Linked DNA regions of Homo sapiens: region 1 is linked to region 2. Evidence: read pairs that join two places in POLR2A ChIA-PET (ENCODE). Cell type or tissue: PC-3. All regions are shown on one strand.

Evidence for each region. Peaks named below come from ENCODE experiments on the same cell type or tissue, not always from the same donor. Only the 100,000 strongest peaks of a DNase experiment are listed, where the experiment ranks them.
Region 1: POLR2A ChIA-PET joins it to region 2 with 7 read pairs; 2 of 35 experiments call an interaction of 5 or more read pairs at or near these places.

The regions. Positions count from the first base shown.
Region 1 is chr5:142,601,470-142,603,969 of GRCh38, reverse strand. The region is part of intron 2 of FGF1 (fibroblast growth factor 1); the gene reads left to right. Among named protein-coding and RNA genes, the nearest start is that of FGF1, 83 kb to the left of the region's middle. In PC-3, CTCF peaks have their summits at 2,190 and 2,391; a DNase peak (open chromatin) is centred at 999; H3K27ac peaks cover 1,437 bases.
Region 2 is chr5:142,849,451-142,851,950 of GRCh38, reverse strand. The region is part of intron 1 of ARHGAP26 (Rho GTPase activating protein 26); the gene reads right to left. Among named protein-coding and RNA genes, the nearest start is that of ARHGAP26-AS1, 18 kb to the left of the region's middle. In PC-3, no CTCF peak of the experiment used is centred here; no DNase peak of the experiment used is centred here.

The DNA.
Region 1 (2,500 bases), 250 kb after region 2:
TGTGTTGTGGCATGCCTCAGAACTCTGTTCCTTTTTATTGCCAAAGAATATTCTATTGGCATTCCATGTATCTACTTGCTCCATAGACTGTTAGACTGAGAAATAACTTTATGGAGACTGAGCGCAAATACCCCTCATTTTACTGAAAAAGAGACTGTGTCTAAGAGGCTATGCAGCCTAGCCAAGATCACTCAGCTCAGAGCCCAGCCTTGAGCCTTACAACTCTCCACGTGGTCCCATCTTACTGCCCCCCTCAGAGAGTTATTGGAGACATAATTCAAAGTGCACAGCTTATTGATAATGGGCCAGGAGAATCATCTCTGCCAATATTAGCCCAACACCATTCATTCACCAAATAATGTAGACTGCCCCCTGTGTGCAGGGCACTGTAGGAGGTGCTGAGGACCCCAGAGGGAACAGGACAAGATCTCTGCCCTTCCTCTCAGAGTGTACACTTTCCTGAGGAGGCAGAAATAGATCAGTAGCTCCCTAGATAATAAAATCATTGCATGTTGTACTAAGTGCCATGAAAGAAACAAGGGGCAGAGGAGGAAGAGGATGTGGGGGAGGGTGGTATTGGCAGGGAGAATGGGGTGGGGATGAAAGGACCCCGTGCGCAGAGTGTCACACACTCTGGGGAGGGCCTCTTTTAGGATATTTAGGCTGAGGCCTGGAGGAGAAGGACCTTGTGAATATCTGGAGGAAGAATGTCCCAGAGAGAAGGCTATAGCATGTGCAAAGATCCCAGGAAAACAGGGAAAGTTTGAAGTTTAATAGGAGCAGAAAGAGCGAGCAAGTGGTGTGACTGAAGGCTCGAGAGAGCAGGGCCCAGCTTACAGTGGAGGCCCATAGGCCTGTTCCCTCACGGCTACACTCTCAGAGCTAACCATTCCTAGGAGGACCCGTGAGAAAGTGCATCAGTGGCTTCCAGTTCCTTCCTGTGAATTAAATAAACTCCAGTTGCCACTGGAAGCTAGAGGAAGTCCTGAGTCTCTATAGCAAAGACTTCCAAGGAAGGGAGAATTGCATCTTAGGTAAAGGTGATGAAACTATGAATCATCCTGGGGGTGAATCAGGAGATAAGGAAGGCAAAGAGAAATAAGAAAATACAGGCATATTAACAGAGAAATGGTTAAACAATTATGGTATAGCTACATAATGGAACACAATTCAATCAGCAAGAAGAAAGAAGTTTACTCTTTCCATCCTGATGTAGAAAGATCTACAATTAGTTGTTAAGCAAAAAAAAAAGCAAGGTGCAGAACTGTGTGCTCAGTACATTACCATTAGTATGAGATAGTATGTCTTTTGCAATATACGCACACAAGCTCTCTAGAAAGGATACACACACAAGGTGTCTAGGAGGGGTTTCCTTGTTTCTGCATCCCCCCAGGAGATGTGCACTCCAGAACGAAGCTTTTCACTATCTCCTCTGCTGTTTGGGAAAATGGAAGTATATTTCCTATTCAAAGAAATTAAATTAAAAATGAAAACAGGCCAGGCGCAGTGGCTCACACCTGTAATCCCAGCACTTTGGGAGGCTGAGGCAGGCAGAGCATAAGGTCAGGAATTCGAGACCAGCCTGGCCAACATGGTGAAACCCCATCTCTACTAAAAATACCAAAATTAGCCGGGCATGGTGGTGCATGCCTGTAATCCCAGCTACTGGGGAGGATGAGGCAGGAGAATTGCTTGAACCCGGGAGGCAGAGCTTGCAGTGAGCCGAGATCGCGCCACTGCACTTCAGCCTGGGCAACAGAACAAGACTCCGTCTCAAAAGAAAAAAAAAAAAAGAAAAGAACACAAAGAAAAGGCAATGAGGGGTCGAGATCTACCAACCAAAGCTCTGTGTGTTCCAGCCTCTCCTGCCCCTTGGCCTCTGCCAAGATGAACCTCAGAGATGCCCCCTCATCCTCCTAGGGAACTAACTATTGGGCAGCCACTGGTTCCTGGTCTAGATTTCACTCCTAGTTGTAATGATGGTTGTGACGGTCTAGTGACCAAATAAATTATCCCGAAGAGTCTAGAATTAATTCCAATTCCCAAATGTGAATTATCAAAGCACCTTTCTCAAGAGGGCACCCTAGGGTGAATAAACAAGTTAATAATTATCAAATGGACATTGGATTCCAATTAAGTGTCCAGCACCTTGGGAGTGTCAATCAGTGTGAATGAGGAGAGTGTGACTCTGTAACTCATAGTCCTTTCCCTCCATCTCCAGGTTTCTCAACCTGGACGCTGCTGACTTTTGGGCTGGAAAATTCTTTGCTGTTGGGGGCTGCCCTGTGCATTGTAGGATGTTAGCAGCATCTCTGGCCTCTACCCACTAGATGCCAGTAGCACCCGCCCCCCCTAGCTGTGACAACAGAAACTGTCTTCAGAGATTGCCAAATGTCCCCTTTGGAGCAAAATCACCCCCAGTTGAGAACCACTGTTCTCATCACTGCATTTCCAGGTAACGGCTTCATTCTCCCCCCATCAGAAGCTGGTGATCTCCCCT
Region 2 (2,500 bases):
GCCTATGTAGAGTGAACCCTGGAAATAGCCAGACTCCATGAATAACCTGCTATGACCTCAGGCAAGTCTCTGGACCTCTGTATGACAAAGTGTGAAATTAATAGGCAGAAATAAAGTCAACCTGACAAAGATGAGGGAGAAGAGAAGGCCATGCCGAAAGAGCACCAGGTGCACAAGACCATGTGGCTGGAGAAAACACAGCAACTAAAGGCCAGCACGTGGGAGAAAGGGCAGGGGTGGTGAGACCAGTGTAAAACGGGAGGGAGGGGGCGGCCACATAGGGCCTAAAGGATTATAACCAATTCTGCACAGCTGCCAGGGAGACACCAGTTCCATCAGTGATCCATAAATAGTTGGGAGTTACCTTCTGATTATGAGGTAAAACTCAGTTCTTGTGCATGAGCCTATGAGGGGCAAAATGCCAAGCTGTTCATAATAAAACAACTGAACTGAACTACTAAAATTACAATCTCAAGCCTGGATATGGTAGAATAATGTTTGCTAACAAGCTAATGCCTGATGTTATCTTAGCTAATGTCAAAAATGTATTTTCCGGCTGGGCGCAGCGGCTCACGCCTGTAATCCCAGCACTTTGGGAGGCCGAGGCAGGCAGGTTACCTGAGGTCAGGAGTTCAAGACCAGCCTGGCCAACATGGAAAAACCCCGTCTCTACTAAAAATACAAAAATTAGCCGGGCATGGTGGCACACATCTGTAATCCCAACTACTCGGGAGGCTGAGGCAGAAAAATCGCTTTAACTCGTGAGGCAGAGCTTGCAGTGAGCCGAGATCATGCACTGCACTCCAGCCTGGGCAACAGAGTGAGACTCTGTCTCAGGAAAAAAAAAAAAAAAATGTATTTTCCATGGGAACAAAAATACAAAATCCACTCATCTGTGAAACAATTAAATTATTTCATCATTAAATCCATCCTGATTAATCTGTAGTGTAAACTATTCGTGTCTCAGAGGTGATACAAAAATCTTCCTGTGGCCTGGTTGACACTGCATATCGAGCTTATCCACCACTCTAATGCTAGACATTTGCACAGTAGAAGCATTGGCTATACCAGTGATTCTCTTAAAATCCTTTCTCTTTAAAGTCCTTTCAGATCCATTGGCTATCCAGCTAATAGCTATTCCTTATTTGCTACATATGAGGCACAGGGCTCTGCATAATACAAAACTAAAATGTATGCAGACTGAAGAAGTTAGCAGCCTAATGAGAAGGGAGGAGGTAGAAATAGGACTAATAGAGGACCTACTATGTGTCTGACATTGACTTATACCATCTCCTTCAATCCTCCCAAGAGCTCAATCAGGAAGGCATCATTATACCTATTTTACGGAGAGACTGAGGCTCAGAGATATTAAGAAACTTTTCCACCTTATATAGCTAATAACTTCGAAAGTTTGTATGCAAGTATAGGTCTGACTCCTAATTTACTCTTAACAACTCTACCATGCTTCAAAAATACAGAATGTTGTTTTTTTGTGTGTTTTGTTGTTGTTGTTGTTGTTTTTAATGCTGGTTGCAAGAAAAAGAAAAAGCAGTAAGCACCATAGAGAGAGAGAGAGAGCATCTGTAATAAGAATTCAGTCAGAGGAGAAACTGCCCCCACTGAAAGGATGATGTTCCTCTAAGGAAGGAGGAGTTAAACTGGTCACAAAGGAATTGACCAAGGAGAGATGGGGAGAATAACCCCTATGGGAAGAGGGGACAATTTAAACAAAAGCACAGAGGCAGGACACTGGGCTGCACACACGGGAAATAGTAGGGCCAAAAGAAGGGGACAAGCCATAGGCAGAGCAGGAGAGGTAGGCAGAGCTCTGAAGAGGCCTAGGGAACACAATGAGGGCATGAGGCTGCAGGAGGCAGCAGAGCAGAGTCTCTGTCTCCACAGAGGAAGGGAAGGAAAGATCCAAGTGAGGTGGCTCTGGCTGGGGCCTAGTTTAGAGGTAGCCAGGGTCTGAACCAGCAGTGGTTGGCGTGGTGAGAAGAGTGTGTGCAGAAGAACACCCGTGGGGTTTGGGGACTAACTGGGTGAAACAAATCATCACATGTGGGTCCAGAGGTTGTGCCTGGATGACGGGGACAGCAACAGCATTTTTAACAGAAACAGGGAGCATGGGAGGTGAAGCAGACTGGAGGAAAGAGGACAGAAACACGGCAGGATTGAGGCACCAGCAATGCATACAGATTAGAGATGCCAGCAGACATCAAGAAACTAAAGAACTGGAGAGGGGCTGGGGCTGCCAGAGGGAAGTCTAGGAGTCATGTTCATGTGGGTGGTGGCAGAAGCTAGGGACTGGAGAGATTAGTGACAAAGAGAGGCAGACCTTCTGGTTGGGGAGGAGAAGCCCACAAGGAAGGGAACCTTGAGAAGATCCACAGGACAAAGAAGGTGAGCAAGGAAGGGACGTTCAGAAGGGGATGAATGAAGCATGGAGAGCACACTGTCAATGGAGGAGGAGAGAATTTCAACACAGAGAAGGAATGTT